3 separate regions of the Mus musculus genome follow, and regions 1 and 3 are each linked to region 2. A link is a loop called in an ENCODE intact Hi-C map of the cell type or tissue named here. Cell type or tissue: heart. All regions are shown on one strand.

What was found. Hi-C counts contacts between places; a loop is a spot of excess contacts. Peaks named below come from ENCODE experiments on the same cell type or tissue, not always from the same donor. Only the 100,000 strongest peaks of a DNase experiment are listed, where the experiment ranks them.
Region 1: a loop joins it to region 2, with 4 times the contacts of the local background. A loop is called at or near these places in 2 of 42 quality-filtered maps.
Region 3: it touches region 2 in a loop (7-fold over the local background); 5 of 42 quality-filtered maps call a loop at or near these places.

The regions. Positions count from the first base shown.
Region 1 is chr3:139,074,970-139,082,969 of GRCm38, forward strand. Rap1gds1 (RAP1, GTP-GDP dissociation stimulator 1) reads right to left here and starts at 232. Exons shown (of 15, transcript NM_001040690.2): 1 at 67-232. The coding sequence starts at 70. In heart, a CTCF peak has its summit at 3,233 (motif pointing left); a DNase peak (open chromatin) is centred at 462; H3K4me3 peaks cover 1,531 bases; H3K27ac peaks cover 1,335 bases.
Region 2 is chr3:138,439,499-138,447,498 of GRCm38, forward strand. Adh5 (alcohol dehydrogenase 5 (class III), chi polypeptide) reads left to right here and starts at 3,595. Exons shown (of 9, transcript NM_007410.3): 1 at 3,595-3,695; 2 at 5,792-5,893; 3 at 7,585-7,726. The coding sequence starts at 3,684. In heart, a CTCF peak has its summit at 3,735; DNase peaks (open chromatin) are centred at 3,183 and 3,593; H3K4me3 peaks cover 2,638 bases; H3K27ac peaks cover 1,660 bases.
Region 3 is chr3:138,523,637-138,531,636 of GRCm38, forward strand. It overlaps Eif4e (eukaryotic translation initiation factor 4E), which reads left to right and starts at 2,555. Exons shown (of 8, transcript NM_007917.4): 1 at 2,555-2,658; 2 at 3,632-3,678. The coding sequence starts at 3,661. It overlaps Mir1956 (microRNA 1956), which reads left to right and starts at 2,785; the gene lies at 2,785-2,849. In heart, a CTCF peak has its summit at 3,543; DNase peaks (open chromatin) are centred at 3,015, 3,595 and 4,325; H3K4me3 peaks cover 3,043 bases; H3K27ac peaks cover 2,276 bases.

The DNA of each region.
Region 1 (8,000 bases), 640 kb after region 2:
GCCACCCTGCAGCACGCCGAGGGGGAGAAAAGAAAATGTCAGGCGATGACGGCCGGCAGGACTCACCCATGTTCCTCCCACAGAGTGAGGACCGGCAGGGCGAGGCGAAGGGTTCGGGTGCGGGCGGCGCGGCTCAGCGGCGGCGGCGTCCTCCCTCTACCTCCGCGTCTCCCGCAGCCAGGGAGGGACCCGCGGGGGGCGGCCGCCGGGGAGGAGCAGCGGCTGCGGCTGCGGGCGGCGCGGCCGCGGCGGGGACGAGCGGCGGGGGGCGGGGCGGGGCGGGGCGGGGCGGCCGGGCGCAGCCTGCGGCGGGCGCGGCTGCGAGCGAGCGAGCGAGCGAACGTGCGGGCGGGCGGGCGGGCGGGCTGGCGCGGAGGCGCCGAGCCGTCCTGAGGAGCGCCCTCCCGACGCGCGGCCGAGCGCCCCGCCCTCTCCGCCGAGCGCCCCGCCCTCTCCGCCGAGCATGCTCAGTGCGGCCAGTGCTGCCTCCTGCCCACGGCCGGCGAGGCTTAGCCCGCCGGGGGCTGTGCGTCTACAGACCGGAGCGGTACAGCTCGGTGGCTGTTGCTCGAGGGGCGGAAGCAGGGCTCAGATCTCCGGGCTGCTGGGACGGAGCCTCCCGGGAGGAAGTCTCAGCCCGGAGCGTGCCTGGCAGCGCACGCCCCAGGCGAGCATGTGCGGGGTGGCGGAGCAGGAGGACGTAGATGTCCGCGGGCGCGTCCCCAGGGCGCATCAGGCTGTCCTGCGGGGCTGGCGGGAAAGCCGGTCCAGCGGAGAGCGGTCGCAAGGTCACCCTCGGCGAGCCAGTGCCTAAAGCCCTTTAACCCGTCGGGCGGGACCCTACAGGCTGTGTCCGCCGCACTCCGGCTGTGCCAGGGAGGAAAGACGTGCTGAGATCAGAAACACTGAAAGTCCACCTACGGGCGGGGGTAACTCGGTGGATGACGAGCCGCCCGGGGACTGTGACCGAAATGCTCCCACATGCTCTCGCGGGGCTCGGGGTCCCAGACTGGGCTCTGCACCAAGAAGAGGCAGTAGGATTTCTCTGTGTAGCCCTGGCAGTCCTGGAACTCACTTTGTAGACCAGCTGGCCTGGAACTCAGAAATCCGCCTGTGAAAAACCAAAAAAATAAATAATAATAATAACGTAAAATAAAAGAAGGAGGGGGAGAAGGAAGAAGAAGAGACAGTAGGAGACCTGCACGTGTCCTGACCCCTGCCTGCCTGGACTTTATCCCAGGCCTGTGGCGATCTGTAGGAAGAGGAGCTGCAACTCTTGCTGCCAGAAGGGGCTGTTTCTTCATCTGTGACTCTCACAGACCAGTCGCTAATATTACAGGCACAGATCACAAGAGCATCTCGATATGTTAGGTACTGGGATTTTATGTGATTTTTTCTGAAATAAAAATGCAACATAATTAAAGACAGGTGTGATCTATTTACAGCAGCTCAGGCATAGACTGATACAGATGTTAAACACCCGTTCTTGGAAGAAAACTACTCTTCCTGTTTGCCTATAATTCATCTTGCAGAAGGCTGTTAGGATTGTTGTAATAATCTCTATACACAGGGTTCAAACAAAATTACTGAGCATCTGGGGCCCAGAAGACAAACCAGGGCAGGACCACACATCTTCTGAGGGTACCTCTTCCTTGCCTTGTAGCAATATGACTCTAGCTTTCACATATTTTCCCTACGTGCTTATGTGTCCAGTTTTCCCTTATTTATAAGGACACTGGTCATGAAGATCGGGAAGGCCACTCCCAATCTTGACTCTGGTGTCTGCAATGACCTGATTTCTGAACAAGGTCACATTCCGATGTCTTAGGGATTTCTGCTCGATGGCTGGGCACAGTTCAGTCAGTAAGACCACCCCCCCCCCCAAGTCTACAAACATGCACGTGCCTTGTTCTGCTTCTTTTTCCCAAATGTTTGCAAAAGACCATGCTAGGTCTTTCTATTGCTTCACATGGTTGATCTCTCTCTCTCTCTTTCCTTAATTTTCACAAATGTCTTCTACATTCTCTGTTTCAAGTTGCTTTAAGTTTCCTGTTACTTCCTTTGCTAATTACATATCACAATAATTTCAGGGTATGTCTAGCTTTCATTTGCATGTATGCATTGAAATTGGAAAGGCAGCTGGGTTTTTGTCCTCCCACCTGGCATTAGTTTAAGCATCATTTGTGCTCCTCTTGCATCCACAAGCCACCCCTTCGACTTTCTCACCAATTAAAGGCACAGTGCAGGGCAATCATGATGATCATGTTGAACTCCAATACATTGACATAACTATAGTGAGACTCTTTTGGACTATACCTAGAAGTGGCTCATTTAAGGAATGATGTAATGCCTCTTGGGTTGTTTTGTTTTGTTTTGTTTTGTTTTGTTTTTGAAGTGTGGTCTTGCTATATATAGTCCTGGCTGGCCTACTCACTGTGTAGCCCAAATGATCTCACAAACATATCAGTTCTCCTGTGGCCTCTCCAATGATAGGATTAAGGAATGTGCCAACATACACAATTCTTTCTTCTCCTTTTATAGGAATATAATGATTTTTAAAATATTTTTGTCTAAAACAGTTATTCTCAACCTATGGGTCATGGCCCTTGGTGGGGGGAGGGGGGGTTGTCAAATGACCCTGTAACAGGGGTCACCTAAGACCATCAGAAAACACAGGTATTTAATTTATGATTTGTAACAGTAATAAAATTATGAAGTAGCAACAAAATTATTTTATGATTAGGGGGTCACCATGAGGGCCTATATACAACATGAGGAACTGTTTTAATGGGTGGCAGCATTAGGAAGGCTGAGAACCTCTGAGTTCAAAGTTACCTGTGTGAGGAGCCCTTCTATACCATTTCATCCAGACTCTGTACACCCACTTTATATCCACACCTCTGTACTTTATGTCTCTTCAATATTATCACTAGAATGGCGTGTATTTTGCCCTTTAGCGATCACGTTTAAGCATCCATCCTGAAAGACGGTAATTTTTGCCTTTCCTTTTTGGCTGTTAGATCACCAGTGCTGAGAACAGAGCTAACAGAGCAAATGTTTAGTGGAAGTTACTGCATAATTAAAAGTCTTTCGGTTGTCTCTATGATTTTTTCCTAAAAGAGAGCAAGAATGATGTTAAGAACACTGGCTGCTCTTGCAGAGGACATGGCTCCCATTCCCAGCATCCTCATGGAGGTGCATCATCACCTGTAACTCTTGTTCCGGGTGATCTACTGCCCTCTTCTGGCCTCCATGGGCACCATGCATTCACGTGGTACACAGAAATACTCTGTAGCAAAGCATCCATATATGTTAAAGAAGAAGAATGGTGTTGAGATTTTTCCTAAAAAGAATAAAAGACATTTTAAAAATAAAGAAATAAACTTGACACCTCACAGTGAGAACAATTATTTGTAGAGAGACTATCTTGTGTATTGTATGGATGCTTCACCTGTCAATTCAAAAACCTAAGGCCAATAGGAAAGGGTAGAATAGAAGGTGGAACATCTGGGAGGAAGAAAGAATTCTGGGATAGAGCCAAGCATGGGAGATTCACCCAGGAAGATGGGACAAGATGGACACATGGTACCTGAGCCCAGTCCCCTGGCAGAATGTAGAATAAAATAAATGGGATAATTTAAGTTATGATCTAGCTATATGGCCAATGCGTTTGTAAATATATTTTGAGTCTGAGTTTTATCTCTGGGAGCATGGGACTGAGAGGAAATACCAGGCCTAAACTTCTCCAGTTATTCAATAACTAAATAGAACAACCAGTCTATATTATTTTATTTTAAGAAAAAGTTTCTCTACTGGCTTGAGTGTCGGACTGTGTTCGCTCTTTGTGTTCCTAGATGTCCCTGCTTTCAAACAAGGTAAACGACAAGAACAATTGCTTACAATACTCGTCATGAACACAAACAACGACCAGGAAGATGTTTCTTAAGTCAAGAGGTCCTCTCAGAAGTCAGTTCGATCCCCCCACTGCAAGATAGGCAGTGGCAAGATTTGAGTAGGCCTATTAGAAAGCGAAGAGGAGGTTTGTAATGTACAACTTAGAGGTTTACGGATTCCTCCATGAAGTGTGTGTGTCCATACCTAACCTGTTCATTTGGATAACAAGTTCTTTTGGAAATTGACATGGCTTGAGAAATGGTTTTTATTTGAGAGGAAGAGCAGTGAGGAAAATATCTGTGAGAAAGATAAAACTTCACTAAGTAATGCCTTTTGGAAGGCGATTAAAATCCCTTAAAGGAGACATACTGGGAGGGACCTGCACAGAGGATAGACGGGAAGAGAGAGGATGTCTTTCTTCCAATCGTAGGGAGCCAATTGCCTCTTCCCCACGATGCTTGGGATATTGTTTGAAGGGATCTCACTGGAGGAATCAACTGAACTTAACCACAATAAAAATGAATGATCTCACAGGGATGCGTTCTACCTCAACCATTTCTGTTTCAAAGTCCCCATTAGGGAAATTAGGCTCCTCCGGATTGAACTACTGGACTGTTTGAACCTTATTTTAGGCCCTGTTCATTGTTCCCTATACTGTTTACTTGAGCATTAACAATTTTCTAAGTCCTGTGGAAGCTAAAGTTTCCTTTCATATTCTGTCAACTCAAACTAATGTGTATAGATTTCAAAAAAAAAAAATTATGGACCTGCATTGTGAGACCTGAGGTGAGAAAGACTTAAGAAGTCTACCTGGCTGAGTGAGCGTCCCCTATGAGCTCAGTGCTAACGTAACGTGTCTGTTACTTTCTCATCCCTGTGCTGAGCTACCTGACAACAGCAGCTTAGAGGGGATAGGGGTTTTTGTTTTGCCTTATAGTTTAGGAAGATACAGTCTGTCGTAGCATTGAAGGCATGTCGGCAGGCGCGGAGGCAGCTAGGGATTTGCTTCTGCAGTTAGGAGGCACAGTGATAGATGGCCGGTACTGGGGGGACTTTTCTTCAGTCCAGGCCCCCAGGCCATGGAATAGTGCTACTCACAATTAGGCTGGGTCTTCCCACCTCAGTTAATCTAGAAACTCTTCTTGCAGGACCAGAGGTTTGTTTCCATGGTGATTCAAAAACCCATCAAGATAACAATGCAAGAATCACAGACTCAAATAACTGTAGGTGCGTGTTATGCAAAGTGAGGGTAAGACCAGTCTATTTTAGAAGTCTCTTCCTGTTCAAAAATCTCCTAAGTCGGTGAATGAAAAACAGAAAGAAAGGAAGCCAAAGATGACTTCATAAGAAGGTATTTAAAGGAAGGGTAGAATTTTTCTTCTGGAAATAATGGGGGGGGGAGTAATTTCTTCCAACAGAAGGATGCATCATGACCCACAACACATATCACATCAATCAAACATTAAAAGAGTAGCTTGTGAGAAATAAGATTTCAAAAATGAAATTAAGTTTGTTTGAGAGACAAATTTCGAAGGACTGAAGAAAACCAGACAGAAGAGTTTTAACTTGATAAAATTGAAAATAAGGAACCTCTGAAAGTTTCAGAGGAATGCAATAATATGGTTAAAACTAGTGAGGAGAAAGCCCAGTAGTACCATCTAAGTTGTACTGAGAATGTGTGTTGCTGTTTAGGAATTAGTACACCGCTACAATAGGGTACTATGGAAGAACTCCTAATAGACGGAATATTTTACTCTACCAGGGAAAACCTACAAGGGGTACCTTTAGCTAGGCAGAAGGCTGTAGTGCACAGGTCTAGACACAAGGACCTGCAAGACGTTTCTGTGGCTTCAGTGAAGCAAGCAAAGATGTAGGAGAGTTCATGAGACAAGAGTAGACAAGAGGACTCACCAATCTCGTAGGGCCTTGGTAGCTAAATAGAGGATAATAACCTGAATGCAGCAGAGAGGTTTTTACTGTGGTTGTTGTTTGGTTGGGTTTTCGTTTGTTTGTTTGTTTGTTTGTTTGTTTGTTTGTTTTTTAAGACAAGGTTTCCCTCTTTTAGCCCAGGCTGTTCTGTAAGGAAGGAACTCTGTAGACCAGGCTGACCTTGAATTCACAGAGATTCACCTGCCTCTGCCTCCCAAGCTCTGGGATTAAAGGTGTGCCCCACGATCCCTGGCATCTCAGAGAGTTATAAAGTTTGAAATTGTTGTTAAATTTATAGTCAGGTTGTTTCAAGAAGAAAATGGCTAAGAAGGAAATCCAAACAGGAAGTTGGGAGATTGTTGGGAAACTTCAAATATTCTGGGTGAGACTCCTCGCCTCAAGGCTGAAGAGCCTTGAGGGAGACAGGGCAGAAAGATCGTAAAAGCCAGAGGTGGAGAATGACTTCAATGAGGGCTTCCTGAACTCACAAAAACTCACAGTGACTGTTACCACGAGCACAATCTCAAAGCAGACAAATCCCAGCAGAGGCAGGGGCATGGGCTTGGAGCCCCACTACTACCTGAGGAGCTATTGGCCCAAGAAAGCTACTGGGAAAGGCAGCGTTTTCTTCAATGCAGCCTTTGTTGTATGGACTTTAGGCCCATACTGAAGAGTACTGGACTTCACCTGACAAACAAAACAAACAAAAAACCCCACAAAACTAGTCCAGAGGTGAAGTGGCTCTGGGAGGAGGTAGGTGGTAAGGAATGAATACTCAAAATGTATTGATCACAAGAAATTCTGAGAGGCTGGAGAGATGGCTCAGAGGCTAAAGTGTTTGCCACAAAAGCATAAGACCCTCAGTTCAAATCCTTAGAAGCCACTTAAAGCCAGACATGACAGCACACGTCTGTAAGCCCACGTGATCCTAAGATGAGATGGTAGGTAGACAAGAGTATGCCCTGAATTTACATATCTGCTAGGCTGTTCTACACAAATACGAGATTCTATCTTAAACAAGATGGAAGGCAAGAACCAATACTGAAGGTCATCTAACCTCCACATACATGTGCTGGCAGGCTCTCGTCTCTCTCTGTCTCTCTCTGTCTCTCTCTGTCTCTCTCTCTGTCTCTCTCTCTACACACACACACACACACACACACACATCTCTGTCTCTTTCTGTCTCTCTCATACACAGAGAGCAAAAGAGAGAGGGAGGGGGAATATTGGCAAATGCTATGATATGAATGACCCATAAGAAAAGTATGCTGTGACATTAGGTAATCACAAAGACAGTATGTCTCCACTTATATGAAGTCCCCAGAGGGATGAAATTCTTATGGTGAAAAGGAAAAAATGACAGTTGCAGAGGCCACAGAAAGAAGACTCAAAAGGGTTAACATGTATAGCTTCAGCTTAGGGAAATGTAAAAGTCCTACAGCAGGGCTGCAGAACAATGTGAACAGCAGACGAGCGAAATACATACTCAAAACGATGAAAATGGCAAATGTTATATTCAATATATCTTAAACACAATTTTAAATTCAACTGGAAAGCAAAAACCACTTCTGACCAAGCTCCCAACCCTGCATGTTCAGACACCCATGTGGGAGACAGGCAGCTAAACACAGATCCCTGTTGAGCATCTACAGAGGTCTGGGATCCATAGGTCCATCGTTCTCTCAGGAAGCAGCACATGAATACACACCCAAGCTGATTAAAGTTTCTCTCTGTCTTATGCAACTGTATCTGAATACCCGAGAGCAAAGATGTATTTTCTCACGGCTCTGAAGCCTGGTAAGTCTAACATCAAGGCATTAGTGAATTTATTGCTAATAGGTTATTATCTCTGCCTCCAAGATGGTGCTTTGAATTTGTGTTCTCCTGAGAGGAGGAACTAAAAGTTGTGTCCTCACATGGTATAAGGCATGAACTCCCTCTGTTAAGTCCTAATCCCGCCGATGACATTAAAGGGATGCCTCTTAATTGTCCCATTTTGCGTTGGTGTCACATTCACAGCAACTGAACAGGTGGAGCACATTTGAGCTACAGTGCTGTGTGTGGTCCCAGGAGCCCATTCTTTATTCTTGGAGCTACTGTGGGTCAGAGGAGAAGATCAAGTGCAGATCATAAGCCTGGAGCAGGTGTTCACAGAAGTAAGTGACTTCAACTCTGCC
Region 2 (8,000 bases):
AGGTTTATTTATTATTATATGTAAGCACACTGTAGCTGTCTTCAGACACACCAGAAGAGCACGTCAGATCTCATTATGGATGGTTGTGAGCCACCATGTGGTTGCTGGGATTTGAACTCAGGACCTTTGGAAGAGCAGTCAGTGCTCTTAACTGCTGAGCCATTTCACCAGCCCCAACCTAAGCTTTTGGTTGATCTCCATAACACTGCAGGTGGCCCAGAACCTGATACCAGAGAGCCCAGGTACCTAGGGGAAAACTGACTACGACTTCTTGGCTGAAGAGACATAGTCACACAGTGACTACTAACAACACTGTGCTATATTCAAAAATGAGTGCCTTGCTCCGCCATCATCACGGAAGCTTCTCCCTGTAGTAAATGAAAACAAACACAGACCCACAGCTAGGCTATGTGCAGAGAGTAAGACCTGGAACACCTCTGAATGAGGTGTCCATCAAAGCCCGCCCTCGGGGCTCAGGGAAGCCCGTGGAAGAGGAGGAAGAAAGATTGTAAGAGCTAGGTGAGATGGGCAACATGAAAGAAAGGAGGCCTTCTAAGCTCAGGAGTGATGCACAGAGGGACTGACAGAGACGGAGGAAGCACAAATCCTGCACAGACAGGTCCAGCCCAACAGGGTCCCAGCCCTGAGAGGGCAAGAGGACCACAAGCTCCCCCTCTAACCCAGAAGCTATCTCCAATTGATAACTACTCACAAATGAAAGATTAGTTCAGTCCAACCAAGTTTCACTGGGAACACAAATCACTACCAAGGTGCCATCATGCCCAGCAGTAGATAATCAACAGGAAGTTAACTCAGAGAACCTTTGGAGGAAGGTTCTCTGTCTCATGGCTTTCCAGTCTTTTTTTTTTTTTTTTTAACTTATGGATCCTTTGTGTATATATTATGGCTTCTGTTTGTTTTTTATGGGATTCCTATGTGTATAAACATTTGTGCTTCTGCATATATGTATTTCTCACGCTTTTTCTTTGGTTCTGTTTCTTCTTTTTGCTCATTTGTTTTGTCCTATTCTAGCTTTTGCTTTATATCATTATCATCATCGTTATTCAGATACCAGCTTGTTTTCTAACAGGAAGCAGAAAGGTTGTAGATTCAGACTGGAGGGAAGGTGAGAAGGATCTTGGACAAGTCAAGGGAAGGGAAAAATGTAATCAGAATGTATTGTATGAAAAGTCTGTTTTCAACAAAGGAAAAACTAAAACGCACGGTCTGATCATTCCAGCACAGCTGTCACCTTCTGGGTCTGGTTTTGATGCTTGCCATGCTCATTCAAACTATGGTTTGCCTTGCTCTGTGCCTTGCAATTTTTTTTATTAAAAGACAGATATAATTTACTGAGTAAAAGGGGAAAATGTTCTACAGTTTTTAATTTTTTATTTTATCTGAGTCTTTAGGTGAGCTTATAAACTTTAGTTATTCTCAGGGGGTTTTTTTTGTTTTTTGTTTTTTGGGTTTTTTTGTTTTGTTTTGTTTTGTTTTTTTTGGTTTTTCCATACAGGGTTTCTCTGTGTAGCCCTGGCTGTCCTGGAACTCACTCTGTAGACCAGGCTGGCCTCGAACTCAGAAATCCACCTGGCTCTGCCTCCTGAGTGCTGGGATTAAAGGCATGCACCACCACGGCCGGCCTCAGGTGTTTTTTTTGGTTGGTTAGTTGGTTGGGTTTTTGTTTTGTTTTGTTTGGTTTGGTTTGGTTTGGTTTGGTTTGGTTTGGTTTGGTTTGGTTTGGTTTTGAATTCTCAGCCCCTTACAAGGAATAGGATTCTAGAACTAGAGAGGACTGAAGATGCCCATCTCCCTTCTCCCTGACTGGATGAGCACAGGGAAAACTCATGCTGAGTTAAGCCCTGGTCAAGTCATTTTTGAGGGCAAGCCTCCTTAAGAACACACATGTTTACATTGATACTACCTCTAGAGCAGTGGTCCCAGCCTCCCTAATGCTACAACCCTTTATACAGCTCCTCATATTGTGGTGACCCCAACCATAATTATCTCATTGCTACTTCATAACTATCATCTGGTTGTTATGAATCGTAATGAAAATATCTCATGTTCAGGATACCTGATACGTGATCCCTATGAAAGGATCATTCGACCCCCAGAAGGGTCATGACCCACACGTGACAAACACTGCTCTAAAGGAAACAGTAGGAAAATTTTTCTCCCTCCTTCCCTGAAAAATCGTGAAAATAAACTTCTCAAAGTATGAGAATACTCCACTCCACATGACTGCATCCTCCGTCGTTTACAAAAGTCAGACTAAACTACAAAGTGCCTACAGCAATAGGTCAATCACTCTTCAGTTTCTGGCCCTAGTACTGCTTCTTGCAATGATGAATTTCTAGTCTGATGGATTGTGATTCTCTGTATTCCTGTTTCTGTTTCGGGGGGCAGCAGCTCTCCCTGCGTGACTTCACTTCTGTAAGAATTATGAATTCCTCAACTTGTTCAACTTCTTACAGGAGTATAACTTATAATATCCACATGTGGTGGTTTGACTGGAAATGGCTTGTATATTTGAATATTTTAATCACCAGACACTGGAATCATTTAAAAGGATTAGGAGGCACGAATACAAGATTAGTTTTAAGTAAGTTGGGTTTTAAGCACTGAGATACCCTAATACACACTGGCTTGGTACTTCAAGCCTGGAGTTTAGGAACACTACCCTGACTGGAGACAGACTATGGTGATCATCCTATTAATTATATACGTTAAAAGCCAGGGTGTGAGTTAGTGTGAAGTGAGAGAAGGGCTTTGAACAGTACCGTGGAGAATGTCAACCCTTAAAGTGTGTAATCAGGAAATGAGCCATGAAAAAGACAAAATGCGGTGTTTTAGTGGGTACATTTCAACACAAGCAGCATTTGGGATTACATCAGCAAATACAGCAGCCTCTGTCTCCACATAGTTGGTCCACTCTTAAAAGGGGCCCACTCTGCTCCCTCGGTTCCCTTCCTGAAAACTTCTCTCCGTGTCCGATGGTCCCTGAAATCCCAGGACCTGGTCGTAACCTGCTGAAATCCGAGGTCGGGCTGTTGCTAGGATGGGCACCTCTCCCTCTAGTGTTCCTTCAAAGCCCTTGAGGGCCGCAGTGTTGACTCGTCCTGGACCCAGACCCGCAAAACAAGGGGCTGCATTAGCTCGCTAGCGCATGCAACCCGCAAATCAGTAGCTCGCTAGCTAGCGCGTGCAAGCCCGGGAAGAGGGGGGCGGGGGGACCGCGGACAGGGACACACGGAAGGCGTGGCTTGTTCTACACGTGCTTTCCCACACGTGTTACCACACGCTATATTTCTCTCACGTCTAACGTACAAAGACTGCACGAAAATTAGACAAGGAAATACCACAGAGATGCTTTGCAGGGGCTCAGTTGAGCCAGCCTGGAATAAAGCGCTTCACGGCCCCAAAACTACTGCCTCCCCAGCAACGGAGCGCAGTAGCCGAAACTCAGGCTCCGAAACGCGGGCCCCGCCCTTCCGGTATTAGGCCCGCCTCCCAGCCGAGTCCCGCCCTACGCACAGCCACCTCCTCCCGCCCTCACGTACGCCCCGCCTACATCGAAGGCCCGCCTCCCGCGCACAGCCCCTCCCCTCACGCACGGTCCAGCCCTCACCCGGGTTCCGCTACACTCGTGAACCTTAGCGCTCGATCCCGAACTAGCGGCCATGGCGAACCAGGTATGGAGGCGCGCGGTGGGCCGGAGCAGAGGAGGGGAACGCCCGGGTGGCCCGCTGCCGCCCGCCGGGGAAGGCGAGCGCAGCCGCAGCGAGGGCATGGAGGCTTTGTTTCGGCGCCGCGCTTGGAGAGCAGCTCTGCTTTCTGCTCTGCTCCGCCGGAGCCCGGTGGGCTGAGGCCCGCGCCCGTCACGCGGGACGGAAGAACTTGCCCGGGTCGCGCCCGGGTTGCAGGATCAGATTTGGAGCGCGGGCCGTGCTCAAAACTCCCAAGCAAAGTTAGGCCCTTCCTTCGACCTTGGCTTTCTACGTGCAGCACGGTGTACCTGTTTTTTTCAAATCACGTTATTTGACTTTCAAGTCCATCTCCAGTAAACCCAGTGAGTGGCTTGCAACCTTTATTCTGTCAACACATTTCATAAGCGTCAAGTGAACTGATCAAAACCCAGCATTTCTCACTAGGTTTGGTTCCGTGGTTAAGAAGGTCTGTACTGAGTGTAATCGCTCTAGTAGCTCATTGCTTTAGATGCGCGATATAAATTTCATATGGAATTGTAAACTTTACAGAGCCACATAAAATTAATTCTAATGGTATGTTTACCCAACCTGATACTCGCAATATTATTTCCACGTTATAAGTATTTTTAAATTGAGATATTCTTCACTCTTCTAAGCTTTCAAATTTTTACATCATACCTGATTTCAGTTCACACTTGTCCTTTATCTATAGTGTTCAATAGCCACCTGTGGCAAATGGCTAATGCATTAGTTAGCACAGTTATAAGAGATGGTTATAGTATTTTTACCCCCATTTGGATATTTCTTAGGATCCTTTCCACTGGGAAGTATTGCACTAAAGTGATGCTATATAAGCCATCCCAAGGAAAAGATAATTAGGTCGCATAATACTAAGCTTGAATACTAACCTTGAATTACTTGCCAAACCTAGTGAAAGACTCTGGGTGGGATTTTGCTTGGCTTGTCCATTGTTGTGCTAGGACTCAAATCCAAGGCCTTGTGCATTCAAGGCACATGCTCTACCATTGAGCTACACCCCAGCTTGGGACATGTATTCCATAGTCTTCTTTCCTTTTCTTTCTTTCCTCCTCTTCTTCTTCCTTTTCCTCCTCCTCCTCCATCTCTTCCCCACCTCCCACCCTCCTTTAAGATGTGTGTGTGTGTGCCTGTGTGTGTGTATATGCATGCAGGAGCCTGTGGAAGCCAGGGGGTGGCACAGATCCTCTGGAACTAGAATTACAGGTAGCTGTGAGAGTGTAGATGCATAGGACTGAACCTGGAGTTTTCTGCAAGAGCAGTAGGTGGGTGCTCTTAACCACTGAGCCATCTCTTCAGCCCTTTGATTTTATATATATGTATACACAATTTAAATATAAATAATATATATGCACATATTTGTTGTCCTGGTTGATGGTGGTTTAGGGTGGAAGGTTTGAGATGGAATCTCTCCATGTAGCCCTGTCGGTCCTGGAACTTGAAGTGTAGATCTAGCTGGCCTCGAGCTCACTGAGAGCCACTTGCCTCTGCCTCTGAGCGCTGGGACTAAAGGTTTGCCTCACTGTATCTGGCCCTTTAATTTTATGTTATTCACTGTGTGATTTATGTGAGACCTAAAAACAATTCTCCATCTCACTTAGAGGTTATAAGCTTTTCTGTGAATATGCTGTTCAATTTAGTTTTATTTATTTAGCTTTGCGTGTGTCTGAGTTTGTAGCGTGTGTGTGTGTGTGTGTGTGTGTGTGTGTGTGTGTGTTTATGTTTATGCGTGTTCACAGGTGGGTATGTCAAGGTCTCAGGCTGACATCAGGTCTTCAATTGCTCCACCATACATTGAATCAGGGTCTTTCACTTGAACCCAGAGCTCTCCAGGCCAGTTACTCGATCCAGCCAGCTTGATCTGCCTCCAGGTGTTATGCTGGGGAGCTGAACTCTGGGCCTCAGGCCTGCACGGGCAGGAGCTGTACGCCCTGGACCCTCTCCACAGCCTGGCACACTAACATGAGCAGCATCATTATCTTGGTTGCCCGTGAAGTAATTACTAATCTAGGAGAATAAACTTTACTTCTTTTCCCCCACCTCAGGTGATCAGGTGTAAGGCTGCAGTCGCCTGGGAGGCGGGAAAGCCTCTCTCCATAGAGGAGATAGAAGTGGCCCCTCCAAAGGCTCATGAAGTTCGGATTAAGGTAATGTCCAGCTAAGGCATTGTGGGAGAAACCCCAAAGGGCGGTGTCAAGGAGAAAGCATTGGAAGTCTTCCTGCCACAGAATCACAGTCCTCCCCACACCTGCCCTTCCTCAAGTTGGCCTCTCCATCTTTTTGTATTTGCTCATGGGCGGGCTAAGAAGCCAAACCTACGGATTAGTGGATTGCCACAATAGAACGGTCATAGTTTGGGTTTAAGGTGGCTTTATGTGACCCTCCCCTTTCCGCTAGTCTCATAACTCACAGAGTGGCGTTGTATTAGAATCAAAGAAAAGACACGGTCTTCAGTTTTGCTTCAGAAAAACTGGAAAGAGGTTCTTGATTGATTAGAGCGGCAAACAGATGAAGTTCTGCTGCCCACAGAGCTTTAAATTGTCCTGCCCGTGATGGACAAGGCCAGGGTTCTGTGGATCCATTTGTCCCCCGCTCCTCACCCTCCACTGTGGCTAAGAATTTATGGAGAGGCAGAAGGCAGCGTTCCGGAGAGACCTGTGCTGCCTTGACGTTTGTAAAACTGTTTTTACCCTCTGCTCTCTGCTTGTTTATGACACAAAGTTAATGCTTTAAAGTTATAACCATTGCGTGTGTTTGTTCCTTAACATTCTGGGACAGTGTTTCCTTGAAGGGCAAGAGTCACGACTCTTACTTCATCAGGACACCAGGCACATTGTGCAGATTAGCCTGTGCCCCAAGGTTTGCATGTATCCAATTGAGAAGCACAAAACCTACTGCTTTTCAAGGTCCTTTTCAGCCAAGATCTAAGAGTCTGAAATGCTATACTTTATGTATTTATGTTCGTGTTCAGAAGACAGTTTGTCGTAGATTACTAAGATGAGTGGTGTGGGCACACCAACAGCTTCATCCCCAGGAAACTGCTGGCTTACAGCAAGAATGGATACACAGAGCAGAAGCAGAAAAGCAGAAATACAAACAAGGTTTTGCCTTTACTTGCTTTTCTCTTTAATGTATAAGTTTAAGTACCTGATTGAGATTATATACCGCATGCATGCAGGAGCCTGCAGAGACCAGAGGACATTGGGGGCCAGAGGAGTTGCAGGGAGTTGTGAGCTGCCTGGTGTGGGTGCTGAGAACCAAAGACTGGGTCATCCACAAGAGCCGTAAGCGCTCTCAATCACTGAGCCAGCTTTCTAGCCCCAAGAACGATTTTTAGAAGCCAGAGAGTGCAGTGAAAGGCTTATCTGAATAGAAATTGTGTAGGTCAGCAAAAGGACTGGGTTCCACCAAAAGCTCTGAATTTTGACAGAGGCCAGCCAGCCAGGCATCTCCAAGAAACAATGTCTGTGTAGGCATCACATTCCCCAACTTAGGAAGCCAGCAGTGAGATGGCCCCAGCTGTTTCAATCCTCTGTAACTGAAGGCACTGTGCTGGGGAAGCCACCGGCTTTACCTGTACTTGTTCTCACACAACAAAAAGGAAAAGATCTGTGCCACACCTCCATGTATATCAATGTGCCGCTCTTCTCAACACTACGGGAAGTCCACCAGGTCTAAAGATGCCGTGGGTTGTAAGCATGCTAGTTTTGGAGAAGTAGATCTGTAAAGGAAACGAGTCTACAGATGTGCAGTGCAGTATGACACAGTGTCCTGTACACGACTTGTACTCTAGCTGCGCGTGCACACTTAGATGCTTCTTCTCTTACCGGCCTGGTAGATCCTTGCCACTGCTGTTTGCCACACCGATGCCTATACCCTGAGCGGAGCTGACCCCGAGGGGTGTTTCCCAGTGATCTTGGGACATGAAGGTGCTGGAATTGTGGAAAGTGTTGGTGAAGGGGTCACGAAGCTGAAGGCAGGTAAGGCAGGCATTTAAGCCACTCTGTGTGATGGTTTCGCCTTGTTTCTGTAGGAGCATTACAACTATTTATTTCCAACTATACAACTCTGTATGAGCCCATTCCTCCTCCTGGAAGAACACATATTTGGATTGATTTTAACTCGGATTTTGCAGGCTGCTTTTGCACTTGAAACTGTTTTAAATATATTACCCAAACCAATCTTGGCAAGTTAGCAAGCCTTTTTAGAGACACATCGGTGAGTCGGTGGTTTTGAAACACTCCGTCATTCTCC
Region 3 (8,000 bases), 84 kb after region 2:
TAGCCCTGGCTGTTCTGGAACTCTCTGACTAGGCTGGCCTTGAACTCAGAAATCCGCCTGCCTCTGCCTCCCAAGTGCTAGGGATTAAAGGCGTGAGCCACCACTACCTGGCTCTTATTTGAAGTCTTAACATGAGTTAAAATGGTAACATACCAGACTGAGGAATGTATTATATTGAGAAGCTATCTTCATTATTTACTAAAGCCCAGTAACATTCGATCAGGCCAGGATTATAAGGACTAGTTATATCGACACTACCCTGGGCCAAAGTAGTTGTGTGTGATCTAGACAACTCCATCATACAGGCCAGCATCAGAGCATCTCTCAAACATTTCCCTGATTTTAAATTAAACTTTTCTTTTCCTTTTTCCTTTTTCCTTTGGCTTTCTGAGATCAGGTTTCCCTGTGTAACAGAGCCTTGGTTGTCCTGGACTTGGTTTGTAGATCAGGCTGGCCTCAAACTGCCTGCCTTTGCCTCCTACGTGCTGGGATTAAAGGCGTGCGCCACCACATGCACAAGCATGGGTGTGGTAGTAAGGTGATGGCTGGGCACAGCTGCCTGTGGCTTCAGTTGCAGCCTCTTTGGAAGACTAGATGGGAGGATCCTATGAGTCTATGAGTTCAAGACCACCTTGGACAACATAGCAAGACTCTGGGTCCACAAATAAATGAATAAATAAGCAAAATGAAAGTGATTGTATACAGACCGACATAACACATAAAAATCTAGCCCCCATATATTTGACAAGATGAAATCGTAAGTGTTGACACTAGGCAAACACATCTGAAATGTTTAAAAATAGTCAATAAATCATATACAGATATAGAGATGACTTAAACTATAAAGAATGGGGCGAGCCAGGCAGTGGTGGCACACGCCTTTAATCCCAGCACTTGGGAGGCAGATGAATTTCTGAGTTCGAGGCCGGCGTGGTCTACAGAGTGAGTTCCAGGACAGCCAGGGCTACAGAGAGAAACCCTGTCTCGAAAAACCAAAAAAACCAAAAAACAAAAAAAACAAAAAAAAAAAACAAAAAAAAAACTGTAAAAGCGCAAGTCTTTGTGGGAACACAGGGGTACTAGGAAGTAGATCCTGAGTCTTTTTTTGTTCTGTTTGTTTTTTTTCTGAGACAGGGTTTCTCTGTGTAGCCCTGGCTGTCCTGGAACTCACTCTGTAGACCAGGCTGGCCTCAAACTCAGAAATCCACCTGCCTCTGCCTCCTGAGTGCTGGGATTAAAGGTGTGTGCCACCACGCCCGGCTGGATCCTGAATCTTAAGCAAGCTAGGCAAACATTCTACCCCTGAGTTATACCTGTAGCCCAAAATATGAGTCTTCACTGACAACAGAGGAAGAAGGTTAAAAAAAAAAAAACAATCAAATGTCATTTTAAACAAAAACTTTATATTGGTGGTTTTCAGGCTTGTCAGGATACTTTCTTGCCAATGGATTGGTTTGTGCTGTAACCAACCCTGAAGCTCAAAACAGGATATTTAGGTTGTCTTTTTCCTTTCTTTGGATAGAGATTCTCCTGTTTCTTTGGGTGGCCTAGAACTTGCCATGTCACTGAATTTAAAGTCCTGATCCTCCAGCATGCTGGGTTTATGTGGTGTTGGGGGGAATCTAGGCTGGATGAACACTCTATCAACTGAGCTACAACTCAGCACCCTAATGCTGTCTTCTCATAGAAATTAACCAGACATCACTTTACAGACAACAGAAAATAAGGGGTCAATTATAATTACTTTGGTTAGTGTTAACAGATTTGTACATAGAAATTCACCTATGTGTTTAGTTCATAGAGCTATGTCTACTTGAGAATCTACTCACGCCAACTTAAACAGAAGCTTTCGTTTAAAATCACTTCTGCCATCCTGGTAAACAAAAACACGAGCAGGCACTGGCTTTGAGTTCTTACACAGCCTCAATTATGTGTTAGTCAACCCAAGCATCCATTATGTACTCAATAATAGCTATGACACAGCTCTGGACAACAGCAATGCCATGGAGAGGCAGACACGAGATAGCCTGCTTACACTGCTTTTCCTGGCGGTAACATTTTTAAGCTGCGTGGAAGCCATGAGATCCTGGCTCCCTCATTAGGAACTTTACCCAACAGTGCTTTGACGGCCTGGTAACTTAGAAGAAAATGTAGCATGCCAGTTCTGTTTGTTAGTTGTTATGAACATAAGTTCATGAACACGAAGTTTCTGTTGAGAGCAGCTACATTCCCTTTAAAACTGCATCGGTGTACGCAACAAAGTAAAGAAAAGAAAATTTTAAGACACTGTTAAGGCTTGGGGATATAGCTCAGTTGGTAGAGTGCTTGCCTAGCGCTCAGGAAGCCCTGAGTTCCATCCCTATCTCAGCAAAAAAGTGCTCTCCCAACCCACCCCCACGCCCAGCACGCGCCAGTAATCCCGATACTTTGTGGGGGGGAGGTGGAAGCAGGAGGATCGACAGTTCAAGGCCATCCTCCCCTATACCTCAAGTTCAAGGCCATCCTGCGCTTCAAAAGACCCAGGGTCAAGAAGCAAGATTGCTAAAACAGCAGCGGAGGCGGAGGGAGCTGGTCCTTAAGGAAGGCACGCGCTTGCTTCTAGATTCCGAAGCGTTTTCAAAGCTGGTTACAGTCCTTACCACAGCACACCCTTGTGAGGTAAGTGTATTATCATCTTTGGTTCATAAATGAAAAAGTTGAGGCACTGAGCGTATTAAGTCACTCGCCTAAGGAGTATGAGTCAACGTCAAGAGTCATAGTTGACCCGGTTTAACGACTCCTGACCTTCAGTCCAGGGCTGAGTCAGCGGAGCCCCGAGTGGCTTCCCTGGCTGGCACCTGGACGTAGGCTATTTCCGTCCACGTCCAAGCAGAATACTGGAACCGATTGGACAGAACTTCCAAACTTTCACGTCCAGCAAGATTCACCCCTGACGCCTTCATCTCAGGACTGGGAACAGGAAAAGCCGACGCGTGCACTCCCCTTCCCCAAACGAGTGAGAGGGTACCGTGGGGCAAGCCCGCCCACCCGCTTGGGCAGCGATGGTAGCAAGGGACCACCCGCGTTAGTGGACCGGGGACTGGGGAGACGCAGACCACATCAACGACTCTCCATCGCCGCCTCTTTCAGAAACCAAGAGAAAATGGTGGGAGGCGAAAAGAAAAACTAAATAAAAAGCAACTTGTCTTAGGACCTCAGCTAAGCAAATGAAGCCTTCTTGCGTGTGCTGAGCCTGCAGTTCTCAACCTTCTAGGAAAGATGGGAGGACTGGGCGACAGAAGGCACAGCAGGAATGCCCCGCAGTGAGTGCAACCGGAGCTCTGCCCGCTGCCCAGCAGAGGCCTAAATCCAACTCGGCAGGAAGCGCCCGCGGCGCCGGGAGCCACGCACCCTCGCCAGCGACCACGTGATCACTTTTTTTTTTTTTGGAAGAAAAAAAAAAACTTCTTGCCTTAAGAAAAAAAAAAAAAAAAAAAAAAAAAAAGACTCCACTTCCCAGAAGCCTCTCCTTCCCCAAGCAGCTGCAGTCTTGCGCAGGCGCCGCTAGGGCCAAACGGACACGTCCGTCACGTGGGCAGGAGCCGGCCAATCCGGTTTGAATCTCATTTTTTTCCTCTCGCCCCCCCTTCAGGAGCGGTTGTGCGATCAGATCGATCTAAGATGGCGACTGTGGAACCGGTGAGTATTGCCTTCGGCCCCCACCCCCGAGCTCCCCGCGCTCCGGCTTCCTCCGCTCAGGGACTCCCGCAGGACGGCGTTACCGGCGCGCACGGCGCCTCCCGCCGCGTCCGGTCCCTGCCCGCCCCCGGCCTGACCTTCGGCGGGCAGCCTCGGCGCCGGGAGGCTGGCGGCGGCAGCGTGGAGCGCACACGCCGTGTGGGGGCCCGGGCACCGGGGCGGTGGGGGGAGGGGCGCCGCGCGGGGCCGCGATGCGGCGGGCGGAGGGCGGCTCGGGACACGGGCGCGGGGATCGGCGTGGGGTCCCGGGGTCTCGGGGGGGCGTGGGGCGGGCGGCTCCTAGCGGGCACCGTGGCTGGTGGGCGGCGAGCCGGCCCGAGAGAGCCGGAGAGGGAGCCCGAGGCAGCGGCGCCTCGCCGTCGCCGGCGACCCGCCGCCGGGGGTCCTCGTGCGGGCCGCGCTCTGGAGCTGCGGAGGAGGGTGGGCTGGCGGAGCCCACCGGTGGGCGCGCGGGAGCTGGGCGGGCGCGTCCCGCGGGGAGCCGGGGGCCGTGGCGTTGAGTAGGGGAGCATGCTCAGGGGTCGTGTCGCGCACCTCCCGGCGCCGGGGACAGGGGCCGGCTGAGGTGGGGATCACATTGTCCTGGCCCCTCCACGCCGGGACGGGGCTGTCATGGAGGAGGGAAGGGGGAGGAGCGAGGCCTACAGATCGCCGCCGCGGGTCGGCTGGCCGGAGACCTGCATTTCACACGCGCCGGGCTTTCCATTCATTCATCCTCGGGGCGCAGCGCGCACGCCTCCGAGGACCGGGTAGATTCTTCCGCTCTTAAGCCACCACCAGATCGTCTGGGAGATAGCCAACGAACACTTAATTTTAGAAATAGGAACTTTCAAGATTACCTTTTCTTAAATTAAAAGAAAAAACATTTTTTTTTAAAGCATGGTGGGGGCAGTGGCGCGAGCCGCGACTTGCGAGTGGAGGTCAGAGGACAGCTTTTAGAGTCCCGAGGATCGAGATTCAGGCGCTTTTCTCGAACCATCACTTAAGCTCATCAGCATTTGCTTTTCCATTTGATGTTTCCTTCTTAACTTTATACTGCTTCCCTCTTAATGAAAGCGCTATTTTGAAATTAATTGAAGCAAGATGCACATAGAGCATCACGGCGTAACTCCGGTAGCCCGAAGGTGGTGATTTTTTTTTTTTTTTTTTCTTCTGTCATGGTTTGGGTTTGCCAGCAGCTGGCTCACTGGCCATCCATCGCAGGTTTTTTTTTTTTTTTTTAAGGAATGTCACACATGTGTGAAAGTCTCAGGCGCATAAAGGCATAGACTAGCAACCAGAAACCTCTGTAGAACACCTTTGCCAGATGTTTTAAAACTCACCGATAGACTGAATATGAATAATTTGATATGTTTGCAAAATGGCCTTATCTTGGCAAAATTCAAGACAACTTTTTGGGAGTGGAGACATGATTTACTTGTTCTTTATTGACATCAGTTTTCCTGGCATTTTGCAAAACTGCATCATAAGTTGTTGGTGAAATTAACTTTAGAATATCAATGTAAGAGCAAGAGGGGAAGCATTTAAATGTAACCTAGACTCTTGACAAGTTCTCCTGTCTCCTGATTGAATCTTCTACTTTTCTCTACCAGTGTTAGAGGAAAATATTACAGATAATAATAGAGGCAAAGCTAAGCAATAAACAGCAATGTGTTCTATGACATCTCAGTTCCACTTAAGTCTTGGATTGTGCTAAAGCCACAATGTAGTCATTGGATTTTGTTCTGAGTCAGTACTTAGGAGTTGCTGATAGTTTTGGGTGGGTACAGAGTGATATCTAGGATACAAAGTTATATTAAATGTGGTCTGTGCTTTGTTCCTCGTCAGTGTCTGGGTCAGAGGTGAAATACTCTTCCTAGTGATGGCAGGGTTGATGTGGATAGTGTGTAAATTTAAGGACAAGAGAAACCTAGAAACCTAACAAGTGTGAAGGATGAAACTTGGATGGAAACTAGTTGGAGACAGTATGCGAAATGACATTGCGGAGCTCATTTTCTTCTGTCGGTACCCCCTGGCTTGTAGGATAGTCATGCAGTGCTCTTGGTAACATTTGTAAGATTTCCTTTTGGAGTTGAGTGGTTGCTCTGGCCTTCTTTAATCCCAGCACTCAGGAGGCAGAAACAGTCTGTTCTACAGACCTAGCTCTAGGACTTCCTCCAAACTAAACGGTTTGGGTGCTTGATTTTAGCTTGAGTTTTAGGGCCTGGTACGTTTACTAATTTCATTCTACCACTAAACTACACTAGTACTTTTTCAGTTTTAAGTAATAAAAAAAAAAGATTACTTATTCTACTATTGGATTACAGATGAAGCTTGTAAAAATTAAAAATCTTATTTGGTCATTGCTATTTTCATTTAGCTTGTGAGGTTTTTTTTTTGTTTGTTTGTTTTTTTTGTTTTTTTTTTGTTTTGTTTTTTTTGGTAGTGTGCTTAATTGTAAACACTTATCAACCTGTAGGGTGTGACCCTTTTGGAGTCTAAAGACCCTTTAACAAGAGCTGCCTAAGACCATCAGAAAACACAGATGTTTATATTGTGATTTATAACTAGCAAAATTAGGAAGTAGCAATGAAAATGCTTCTATAGTATGGGGTGACTACAACCTGAGGAACTGCATTAAAGGGTCACAGCATTAGGAAGGTTGAGCACACTGACATAGTCGTGAACTGTTGGTTTTTCTCCCCCCTACATACCCAACCTTTTATAAGCATTGGCCAAATTTTTAGTCTATGGAATTTTCATAGTCATTTTCAATTTGATACTACATGGTTTTAATTATTTGAGCTTAGTAATGGCTTACAAGTATAAATTGAGAAGTTCAAAGGGGAACATTATATTGTATTGCTTCACAGAACTTGTGGACAAAGGCTGCTCTCCTGGAATTGTGGCAATGTCAAAATTAGATTGAGTAAGGATGGCAGGACAGTGTCCCCCACTGTTCCTAGTGGCTTGTGTTTCCTTTTAGATAGCTTGTTCTTCTGCTGCTCTACTTTTTTTCTTGTTATTTATTAGAGAATACTTTCATTAGAGAATAATTTCTTGTAGTTTTCATTTTTTGGTTTTTGTGTAGCCATTGTTGGCTTGGAGCTTACTATTTAGGCCAGACTGGTTAACCAAAAACTTGAGGTGGGGGTGGGAGTTGTTCCTGTCTTCCCAGTGTTGGGATTTACAGGGGTAACCATCACACCTAGTCCAGTTCCTTTATGCTTAGAAACGTGCTTTTAAAGTAAGACTTAAACACAGAAGCCTGCTGTGGTGCTGTGCAACTGTAATCCCAGCACTCAGAAGTGCAGGCAACAGAATTGTGAATTTAGCTTGGCCTACATATCAAGGTCTTATCTCAGAGCAAAATAAGATCCAAGAAAAAAAGGTCCAGTGAGATAGATGGTTTTAGGGGTAAAAGTGCCAAGCCTGAGGACCTGAGTCAGAGCTAGAACCCTCAAGTGCAAACAGAGGACCTCATGCAAAGTCGCTCTCTGACCTCCAGGTCCACACCAAAGCAAGCGCACGCATAGAAAAATGAGTAAGTAAATATATACTTAAAACTCTTTAAAAAGGGCTAGAGAGGTGGCTCATCAGTTAAAAGCAACTCTAGAGGACCCAGGTTCAATTCCCAGCACGCACATGGTGGCTCACAGCTGTCTGACATGCATTCCAGCTCCGAGTTTCAGGAGAGCCTCGCACACCAGGCATGCATGTGTTGCACATATCTGTGCATGCAGACACACTGTGCCCATACACATGGGGGAAAAGCTTTGAAAGAAAACAGGAAAAGAATAAAATGTAATGTGCTTATCAACAAAAAGCAGATGGCTTGGTAAGCCAACTTTGACAATTTCTTTTTCTTTAGTGAGAAACCCATTTTCTTAGTTTAGTAATAAACCAAACTTTGGGTGTTTATTCCAAATTTCACTTAAGTTTATACTCTGAATCTGTATGCTTGACTTAGAGAAATTAAATCTGAATGTACAGTTTACACAGTTATCTAGAATCATGTAAAATGAGTCAGGTTGGCTTAATTCAGATTGAACATAGAAAGTCCCGAGCAAATTATACTTTCATGAAACAATTTCTAGAACAGCAGTTCTTAAACTGGGGGTTGAACATAACCCTTTCACAGAGGTCGCCTAGGACCATTGGAAACATATTTCCATTAGTCATAGCAGTAGCAAAATCACAGTTATGAAGTAGCAACAAAATAATGTTATGGTTGGGTCACCACAACATGAGGAGCTGTGTTAAAGGGTCCCGGTCGTAGGAAG